Regions from separate parts of the Homo sapiens genome. Here region 2 is linked to region 1. The links are chromatin loops, found by intact Hi-C in ENCODE. Cell type or tissue: OCI-LY7. All regions are shown on one strand. Each heading gives the region's core, and the rest is flanking DNA. Links, peaks and the distances in the headings are about the cores only.

The links. Peaks named below come from ENCODE experiments on the same cell type or tissue, not always from the same donor. Only the 100,000 strongest peaks of a DNase experiment are listed, where the experiment ranks them.
Region 2: it touches region 1 in a loop (4-fold over the local background); 4 of 110 quality-filtered maps call a loop at or near these places.

The regions. Positions count from the first base shown.
Region 1 is chr17:64,982,813-64,988,188 of GRCh38, forward strand. No RefSeq gene overlaps it. Among named protein-coding and RNA genes, the nearest start is that of LRRC37A3, 66 kb to the left of the region's middle. RefSeq lists enhancers at 2,094-2,373, 2,991-3,290, 3,571-3,620. In OCI-LY7, for the core only: a CTCF peak has its summit at 1,075; DNase peaks (open chromatin) are centred at 2,109, 2,589, 3,209, 3,669 and 1 weaker place; H3K4me3 peaks cover 3,538 bases; H3K27ac peaks cover 5,000 bases.
Region 2 is chr17:65,182,801-65,188,176 of GRCh38, forward strand. The region is part of intron 9 of RGS9 (regulator of G protein signaling 9); the gene reads left to right. Among named protein-coding and RNA genes, the nearest start is that of RGS9, 48 kb to the left of the region's middle. RefSeq lists enhancers at 478-1,014, 1,015-1,551, 2,655-3,178, 3,179-3,702. In OCI-LY7, for the core only: a CTCF peak has its summit at 3,027; no DNase peak of the experiment used is centred there; H3K27ac peaks cover 759 bases.

The sequences.
Region 1 (5,376 bases), core at 136-5,135:
TTTTTATCCTGCCCTCATACTTGATTGAGAATTTATTGAGTTGGTGTGGAATTCTAGATTGCAAATCATTTCCCCTCAGAATTATAAACAGTTTGCTCCAGTTTCTTCTGACTTCCAATGTTGCTACTGAGATGTTCAATGCCATTTTGATTCCTAGTTCTTTGTATGTTATCTGTTATTTTTAGGAAGATTATAGGGTCTCCTTTTTATCCTTAGCGTTCTGAAGGGTTATAAAGATGTGCCTTAGCCTGAACCTTTCTTCTCATTCATTTTGTGGCTCACTTAGCAGGCCCTTTGATACTGAGACTCTTATCCTTTCATTCTGAGAAATTTTCTGGTATTATTTTTTTGATAATTTCCTTCCCTCCATTCTTGCTGGATGTTGGACTTTCAGAATAGATCCTCAAATTTTCTTATCTCTCACATTTTTTCCATCTTTTTGTACTACATTCTGAAGTTTTTATCAATTATTTTTTTTCTTTTTCTTTTCTTTTCTTTTTTTTTTGAGACAGAGTTTCGCTCTGTTGCCCAGGCTGGAGTGCAGTGGTGCGATCTCAACTCACTGCAACCTCCACCTCTTGGTTTCAACCAGTTCTCTGCCTCAGCCTCCCTAGTAGCTGGGATTACAGACACCCACCACCACACCCAGCTAATTTTTTTTTTTTTTGTATTTTTAGTAGAGATGGGGTTTCATCATCTTGGCCAGGCTGATCTTGAACTCCTGACCTCGTGATCCACCCATCTCGGCCTCCCAAAGTGCTGGGATTATAGGTGTGAGCCACTGTGCCCAGACTTTATAAATTATCTTCTATCTTTTCTTTTGAATACTTACTTTAAACTATTCTGCTTTTCAATAGCCAAAATCCCTTTCTTGTTATGATTATTTTATTTTGCACCCTGCGATGGTTTGAATGTCTGTGTCCCCCCAAATTTCTATGTTGAGACCTAACCCCCAACGTGATAGTATTTGTAGATGGGAACCTTTGGGAGGTGATCAGGCCATGAGAATGGAACCCTTATGAATAGTATTAGTGCCTTTATAAAAGAGACCCAAGGGAGTCAGCTCACCCCTTCCTCCACGTGAGGCCACTGCAAGAAGACACTATCTCTGAACCAGAAAGCAGGCCCTCCCCAGACACCAAATCAGCACCTTGATCTTGGATTCCAGTCCCTAGAACCATGAGAAATAAATTTCTTTGTTTATAAACCACCCAGTGTATCATATTTTGTTACGGCATCCTGAAAGTCTAAAATACATCCTATTTCATGGATAAAATGCCTTTTCTTATTTCTCTATAGATAGTAACTATACTACTTTTGAAGATTTGTTCTGTTGTTTCCTCTGTTTTGGTCTTTTTGTTTCATGTTAGAACTTTCCATAAACATCTGGTAATCTTTGGCTATCTGTTAAGATTTCATTATGAGGCACAAAAAACTGGTGGGGGGTTCTGTGTGCATGAATGTGGCTTATTCTCAGAGGCAATCTGGCAGATAATCAGCTTATTCACTGAGGGGATTCTCCCCAGTGTCTGAACTTGAAAGTTTCTTCTCTGCGACCATTGCATTTTTTTTCCAGAGTAGGATCATTTCCTAACTGACTGCCAGTGTTCTGGAAGCAGGTGCAGTGAAGAGCCTAAGAGTCCTACTAATGTGTGTGTGAATTCCGAATCCTTAGTCACCGTGTTCATCCCTAACCCATACTGCCACAAGGACTCTCAAGTCTCACAACTAATTCATTTTAACATGAGAAGATATTAAGAGGGTTAAGAGGTTCTCCATGATTCACCTACTAGTGTGAATTCATATCTTCTCCTTTTGCTTTTCCCCTGGCCCTTAGCTGATATCAACTGCTCTGAGGAAATGGAAGTCTGATTGGTCAGGAAGCAGGAATAGTGGGTAATTTGGGGTCCCAGACCCCCCTTAGCAGGCAAGCAGCCCAGAGGTGGGTAAAGCACTTTAGGAAAGGGTGCTGCAATCCAGGGACTACGGCCCTGGACCTGGACGCCAAAAGGGAGTTGAGAAAGTAGAAAAGAAAACTACTTATGCTTAAATTGTGCTCAGAGCCAGGTCTCTATGCAAAGGAGCAGCAGGTGACCTGATTTCTCCCTCCTGCACTGCAGAGAACCTGCCCTCAAAGACCCAGAGCTCAGCTTCAGTAGAAGTTGAACAGCACTGTGCGAGCGAACCTGAGAACCCAGTCACCCTGAGAAAAACGGTTTCTAGGAGAAAACACATTCTTTGATCCAAACAACCAACTTACAAATGATCTTTTGGACCACGTCCTGCCTGCAAACTGAGGCTCAATTCACCTTTAATGGGCCAGCTCTGGCAGTGCCAAGGGAGAGAGGCCATTAGCAGAAATGAAAAAAGCAAGAAATCTTTTAGTCCATTAGGTTAAAAGAAGATTTTTCATGCTTTATTATTTATGATTTGCGACTTCAGTTACTGTTTCCTGGAACAAATGTTATGATTCAACTTCTATTTACTGAAGCAAATAGATGCTTATCAGCAGTCATGCTACAAATCACAAAGCAGTCAGTAAGGCCTTTGGGGCTGTGGCCTCTTTTGCAATTCTTTGATGTCTTGTCAGGCAACTTATTTTCTGTGCCTTAGAGAGTTTCCAAAAGCTACCACAATCTGATGTGTGTGTGTGTGTGTGTGTGTGTGTGTATACATTTGTGTGTGTATATCTACATGCACTCTTTCTGTCTCTCTTTCTCTCTCTCTCTATATATGGCATATAAATACAGTAAATTCAAAGAATTGAGCAAAAGCAGATTTTGGTTTTTACTTTAAGAATATCATTTCACTTCCTGAAAAATTAGGAATTAGGAGTCCTAAGAATACCACATAGCATTTAGGAAGACTTGAGTGGGAGCTAAGAAAGTTCGAATGAGGGGAGGAAGAAAGTCCCTGGTCAGCCCGGTATAGTGACTCAAGCCTGTAAACCCAGCACTTTAGAAGGCTGAGGTGGGAGGATTGTTTGAGCTCAGGAGTTTGAGATCAGCCTGGGCAACCTAGCAAGACTCTGATCTCTATTAAAAAAAAGAAAGAAAAGAAAGCCTGGGCAGTGGCCTCAGTGAACCCTCGAGGATGCTGTGATCCTCTTGGTGACGTCCCCAGCCTCTGCTTCAGGATGACAGCATGGTCTCCTGCACCATAGCTCGGTCTGAAATTTTCGGTTTTTCTTTCAAGTTCCCCTTTTTCAGTCTTCAAGGGGGATGGAGGAGGTGGCCTGAATAAGACATAAATGAAAGAGGAAGTGTCTCAGCACCAACCAAACGTAAAACAGCGACAGCGACCCACTTAGCTTGTGACCTCTACGGAAATACTGAAGACGTCCTCTGTGTCCTTTTAGACTTTCTGGGGGAGGGGACAGCTGCTGCCCAGAAGCAAGCAGCTTCCTTTTGGCCAGGTCAGTGCAGGGAACCAACAAAGACAGGGACCTGTGGCCAGAAGAAGCACAGCCACAGCAGGTATCTGATTGGACTGAGCCAGGAAAGGCCTTCTTGCCCTTAGGGACCCCTCAAAGCTTCTTTCCCACAAGCTGGAAACTGCTTGGCTCACTGCTGTCCTAAATGCAGGTGCCAGCCGAGGGGGTTACCCTAGGACCGTGAGCCATTAACAGCTTGTCTCAAATACGCTTCTCCAAGGCAGTCAGCGACTCCCCACTGAACACCTGTGGGTTCCTGCTGGTGCTAACTTAGGCACAGGGCTAGCAGGTCCCTCCCCTGTAGCAGATGATGAGAGCAAGTGTGGTGCAGGAGGAACTGGAAAGAGAGCATCGTCAGAGGCGACACTTGCGTGGATTAAAACCATATATTCTTGTGCAATGTAAAATTGCCAACTTGCATCAGCATAACGAAGGACACACTTAGAATAGAAAAGCTGAGGAGGACAGAAGAATAGGAAGAACAACAAAATCATGCCTGGTCCTTTTGCCCAGAAATGACCCATGTGAATCTTGGCTGAACTTTTAGACTTTTTCGCGGTGCACATTTCTGAACATAATTTGACAACGTGGGACCTCTAGAATTGTACATTCTAATTTTTCAGTCCATTTATTTCTTATTCCAGAAAGAATCCATATATAAGGATGGCTCATCACAGTGTTGTTTTTAATTGTGAAAAGCTGAAAAATGGATGCTCGCCACTAGTGTTTATAAATAAATTCAATAAAGTTATGCTCTCACAATAAAATATTATGTAATCATTTAAAAGAATAATCTCATGCTCTGCGTATTATCATGGAAGGATGTCCACAAGGTCTTGCTGAAATTTTTTTAAAAGTCCCAAAACAGTGTATATATAATTTGAGACTATTGATATAAAAATATGGGTGTATATGTGTGTAAAAAAAGATGTTTGGGCCGGGCACGGTGGCTCACGCCTGTAATCCCAACCTTTTTGGGGCTGAGGTGGGCGGATCACTTGAGGTCAGGAGTTTGAGACCAGCCTGGCCAACATGGTGAAACTCCGTCTCTACTAAAATAAAAATAAAAAAAATTAGCTGGATGTGGTGGTGCATGCCTGTAATCCCAGCTACTCCAGAGGCTGAGGCAGGAAAATCGCTTGAGCCAGGGAGGCGGAGGTTGCAGTGAGCCGAGATCTCACCACTGCACTCCAGCCTGGGTGACAGAGCGAGACTCCATCTCAAAAAAAAAAAAAAAAGGATGTTTGCCAAAATGTTAATAATGGTTGTCTTTAGAAGGAGGGCTTTTTGTGCTGTTTACTTTCTTCTTGATATTTTTTAGCAATTTGTTTTTGCAATGAGCATTTACTAGTTTTATATTTTTTAAACTATTTACCTTGAAAAAATTAGGTAAATCTATACTTACCATATAAAATACATTTATTTTGTAGTGAGTGAAAATGAGGGTTACAAAATATATACATAGTATAATATCATGTTCATATTTTATAGTTTTATACATAAATTTACATATTTTAGTTTAAGTGTTTATAAATACAAAAATACATTCACACATTTGAACATATATATAATATGCATATACATTTTACATGTATATATAAAAAGTTTTAAAACATATATTTTTATTTTTTAAGATTACTCTTTTTTTCTTTTTTTTTTTTGAGACAGAGTCTCACACTGTCGCCCAGGCTGGAGTAGAGTGGCACGATCTTGGCTCACTGCAACCTCCACCTCCCGGCTTCAAGCGATTCTCTCGCCTCAGCTTCCCAAGTAGCTGAGGTTACAGGCGCCCACCACCACGCCCAGCTAATTTTTTGTATTTTTAGTAGGGACGAGGTTTCACTACATTGGCCAAGCTGGTCTCAAACTCCTGACCTCGTGATCCACCTGCCTCAGCCTCCCAAAGTGTTGGGATTACAGGCGTGAGCCACTGTGCCTGGCCA
Region 2 (5,376 bases), core at 309-5,308, 200 kb after region 1:
AGGGGGCTTGTACAGCCGCCCAAGACCCCACCCTCAGAAGGACCCTTGTTTGATTTAATGTTCTGTTACCATCTCAGAATTCCTTACACTTTTTTTCTGAACAGTGAACTGCATTTTTATTTTGCACTGAGCCTTGCAAATTGTAAGCAATTCTACCTCTACTTGATGAGGTCGTACCTGGCTGGACGGCTATTTACTTCACATGATCGCAATCTTAAATCCAAGACTCCTTAGACAGCTGCACCCCCTTAATTTTTTTAAATCTATCTATCTATCTATCTATCTATCTATCTATCTATCTATCTATCTACCTACCTACCTACATACCTATCTATCTATTTTGAGACAGTCTTGCTCTGTCACCCAGGCATGAGTGCAGTGGCACAATCTCGGACCACTGCAACCTCCGCCTCCTGGGTTCAAAAGATTTTTATGCCTTAGCCTACTGAGTAGCTGGGATTACAGATGTGTGCCACCATGCACAGCTAATTTTTATATTTTTAGTAGAGACAAGGTTGTGTCTTTTTGGCCGGGCTGATCTCAAAATCCTGTCCTCGAGTGATCCGCCTGCCTTGGACTCTCAAAGTGCTAGGATTACAGATGTGAGCCACCACGCCTGGCCTTTATTTATTCGTTTTGAGACCAGGTTATAAGACTAGCTAATTTTTGTATTTTTAGTAGAGACGGGGTTTCACCATGTTGCCCAGGCTGATCTTGAACTCCTGGGCTCAAGCGATCCACCTGCCTTGGCCTCCCAGGGTGCTGGGATTACAGGTATGAACCACTGCACCCGGCTCCATCTCTTTTCTTGCCTGCTTAACCACTTGTGTTTCTGGATCTCCGGGTTTCTGACTTTAGACCCCCTCTCTGCTCTCAATGCCAGTGCTGCCCGATTCCTCACGGTTCTCCCCATCTCGCCTTTGGCTCCGTGGCTTGCTTGGCCCCCCACCTGAGTTTCTCTGCAGATACCTGCCTGGCTACCCCATCCCAAGGTCCTTGCTTATTTCTCCCCTGCACTCCTGCCGGTGGCCTGACCCCTTCTGCCCTGTGCCAATTGTCTGCACCCTCCATCCGGGGTTTGCCAGTCAGCCGGCCCAGAGCTATGTAAACAACAAGTCTAGATGTGTCCCTATTTGGGCAACTCTGCAAGGGAAAAATAAGAAGTTGTTAGAATGCTAAGAATGCAGAGCATCCGGAGATTCCTTAAGCAGAGTCTTCCTCCTGTAGCAAAGTGTGTCGCTGAGATGAGGCATAAAGAAGTGGCTTCACTCCAGGAGGGCCGGCAGCTGAGAAAGGAGGGAAGTTGTGTGTGAATGCCAGGCTGGAAAAAAACTCTTATTTCTTATTTTATCATGAGGTGGTTTTCTTTGAATTGCTTAGAATTGTGCGTACTTTTTTTTTGTAACAACTTCGTTTTAACATAATGTTTCTTATTGCCTTTGGCTAAGATATAATAATATTGATAGTAGGTTTGAAAGACTTAGCAAATAAAAATACAGGATTCCCAGTTATGTTTGAATTTCAGATAAGCAATGAATATCTTTTTTTGCATAATAGGTCCCAAATATTGCCTGTGAATCCTGCATTTTATCTGATGAGGGCTTAAATTGTGCCGCTCACGTGCTCAGTGGTGGTGTAGTAGCCCTAATGAATAGGCACTGTGTGTGGGTCTCTGCTATGTGCCAGGGACCTTATGTCTATTATCGCATTTAGTCCCTCTTTTTTTCTATTCTCCTTTTACGAATGAGAAATTAGAGGCTCTGAGATGCTGAGCAACTCATCCAAGGTCATAGCCAGGAAGTGGTAGGACTAGAATTTTAACCTTTGTCCGATCCCCAAAGCCCATATGCTTCTATTTCTTTTTTTCCTTCCTTCCTTTTTTCTCTCTTTCCTTCCCTCCTTCATTCTGTCTCTCCCTCCCTCCTCTCTCTTTTCTTTTTTCTTTTCCTTTCCTTTCCTTTCCCTTTCATTCTTTGTTTCTTTCTCTTTCTCTTTCTTTCTTTCTCTTTCTTTCCTCTCTCTCTCCTTCCTTCCTTCCTTCTTTCCTTCCTTCTCACTGTCTCTCTCTCTCTCTCTCTTTCTTTTTTGAGACAAGGTCTTGTTCTGTCACCCAGGCTCCAGTGCAGTGGTGCCATTGTAGCTCACTGCCACCTCAAACTCCTGGGCTCAAGCAATCCTCTGTCCTCAGCCTCCAGTAGTTGCTGGGACCACAGGCATGTACCACCATCCATACTCTTTCCTGAATCTCTTCTCCACCACTCCCTCCAAATCAATTTGTCTCTTCACCTTTTAAAAAGTTCAGGACTCTTTTCTCTCACTGTCCCCTCCCTGTACACACTCCTAGAAGAGCAGAGATCCCTGTATGTTAATCTAGAGGAAGCAGATCCCATGGATGGCTGCTTTTTCCAGGTTCATAATTTATTGTACAAATTGAATTATCACATGACAAGTCGACATGAGCTTCTCCAGGCATGAGAACTAAACGGCTGAGGCACAGACAGTTTAGAATCCATTATATTGCTTTCACAGATGGAGTTTTTTTAGATCTTGACTTGAAGTGAAAGATCATCAAAGCAATGCCTCCATATGTGGCCAGTACTCAACTCACTGTACTTGTGAGCGTCTAAGAGTTGAAATGCATTTTAACGCCTGGAATTGGGCATCAGTTTCTGGACCTGCCATGATTTCAATCTAGCCAAAGCCACACATTCCACAGCCACTGTCCTTCAATGTACGCAACCTGGACAGCTATTTTTAAAGCTAGAAATACAAGCTAAATTCATGTGGACAATCCAAGGTAGAGGTGGGAAAGTCTCACCTTCAACCAAATCCTATTAATGGAGAGCAAGCTGCAGTTCCATTCCCAGAAGGTAACTGGTAATTCTGGGAATCAGAAAACAAAATAGCAAACTACAGCACAGAGGCAGAGCCCTAGGGAGATAATAAAATCAAATGAAGTGAACAGGAGTATACAAATTGTAAACCCCCGAAGACTGAGATAATGGCCCTAGAAGCAAGTATAGTAAGCCAAAGGGAGACCCCCTAGAGGCAGAATGGAAATGAGCATGGCAGAAAGTCCTGCAAATACAGCTCCCTGCAGGGCCCAGAGAACACCAGGCAGCCAGGATGCATCTGTGTGCGTCCACTCAGGAGCCCTGTGCCCCCATGTTCTGGCCGCAGAACAGTGGCCGACAGGCAGAAAGCTTGATGCTGGGGTCTGGACACCTTGGAGGTGCTTATGACACTGGCGGCTGAGTGTGAGCCCAGCACGATTCTGCACCATCATGAGTGTTAAGGACAGAGTGTTTCTGGTACTTGTATTTTGTCTTGCGTTACGGCTCTAGTTCACTTTTGGTTTACATTTTATTTATTTATTTATTTATTTATTTATTTATTTATTTATTTATTTATTCTGAGATGGAGTCTCGCTCTGTGGCCGAGGCTGGAGTGCAGTAGCATGATCTCGGCTCACTGCAGCCTCCACTTCCTGGGTTCAAGCAATTCTCCTGGGTCAGTCCCGCCTCCACCCCACCCCCCACCAAGTAACTGGGATTACAGGTGTTCATCACCATGCCCGGCTAATTTTTGTATTTTCAGTAGAGATGGGGGTCTCACCATGTTGGCCAGGCTGACCTTAGATGATCAGCCTGCCTCAGCTTCCCAAAGAGCTGGGGTTACAGGCGTGAGCCACCGAACCCGGCCTTGTTTATGTTTTAAATTAAGTGACTGGACAGAGTCATTCCATCCTGTAGCACTCTCAGCTTCAGGGCAAGGAAGGAATGGGAAGAGAGCAGGCTAGGAGGAAAAAGTGAACAGGATCAGCGATTTTGTGTTTCTCAACAATCGCTCTTCAGCTTTGCAAAGGGAAGAGCTGAATTTGAATCCTGGCCCATCCAATTACTGACCAGGAGGTGTTGAGAAGTTTACCCACAACCTCTCAGAAGCTTTGTTTCCTCAGCTAAAAATTAGTATAATAAAATCTCCTTACCTTAAGCTTTGTAAAGACTCAAAGAAGTATAAATTGCTTTGCAGTAGTTGCTAGGCAGTTATCATTATGTAAAAGTACAGCTCCCCCTTTGAGCAGAGGGCATAAACCAGTAGATGCTATTCTGAATAACCCACTCCAGCAAGGCTCCAACAGAAGGAAGTAATTATAAAGTATTAGATTTGAATGTAAGTCCACTCTGGCCCCAGGGTCCTTTTCTACCTGAAATGTGCATCTTCTAAAACAGTGCCTTAGGTTGGAAGAGAATGGGATCAAATAAGTATGACTGCCAATGCATTTGGATCATTTGGGGAGTGCTTTCAATTTTTTAGTGGAAAAAAATGCTATTAAGCTTAGAAAATGTCCCCATTCTTCTAGGCCCCCAAGCATGCTGAAGTCATCATTTATTACACATTTACTGAGCATCTACTCTGCATCGGACATTGTGCTAGGGAAGATAGACCTGGTCCCCTGCCATTAATGGTGCCTTCATGTTGATTCATACATTAAACAAAGAGTCACACAAATAAGGATAAAATTCAAATGGCGATCAGTGCTATGAAGGAGGAAGTCAGGGTGTATAAGAGCCTAAAACTTAGAGAACTACGTGAGCCTTACCTTTCTGAGATAACTCTTCCTAATCCCCTATGCAGGAAAAAGATTTCTTGTGAAAAGCAATGATAGAAGAGCAATCCGGGGAAGCAAAATGAAACCCAGCCTGAGTTAGAAAGGAGAGACCAGTACATGACATTCTAGACTGGACTCTCCTTTACTCCTTTTCAATGGGCTCATGGGCCAGTGTTTATTTTGCTGACTGCCTCAAAGGAAGTAGTGTCCTCCTCAGACTTAACCACTCTTTTCCAAGTGAAGACTTGGGTGGGTTAAGCAGCATGGATATTAACAAGGCAGGAATTAAGAGGGTCCGCGTGAGGCCGGGTGCGGTGGCTCACGCCTGTAATCCCAGCACTTTCGGAGGCCAAGGCGGGCGGATCACGAGGTCAAGAGATTGAAGTGATCCTGGCCAACATGGTAAAACCCCGTCTCTACTAAAAATACAAAAATTAGCTGGGCGTGGTGGTGTGTGCCTGTAGTCCCAGCTACTTGGGAGACTGAAGCAGGAGAATCACTTGAACCCTGGAGGAGGAGGTTGCAGTAAACTGAGATCACACCATGCACTGCAGCCTGGCAACAGAGAGAGACTCTGTCTCAACAACAACAGCAATAACAACAACAACAGCAACAAAAAGAGGCTCCTCTTGAAGTATAAGAGTCAGTACCAGCCAGCCCCTGGACACAACCAAACCTAGAAGAACTGAGGCTGGGATCACCACCTTGCCCAGTCTCCAGGAGTTACATGGAGCAGAAAAGTGGTGCAGAGGAAGCACGGCCCA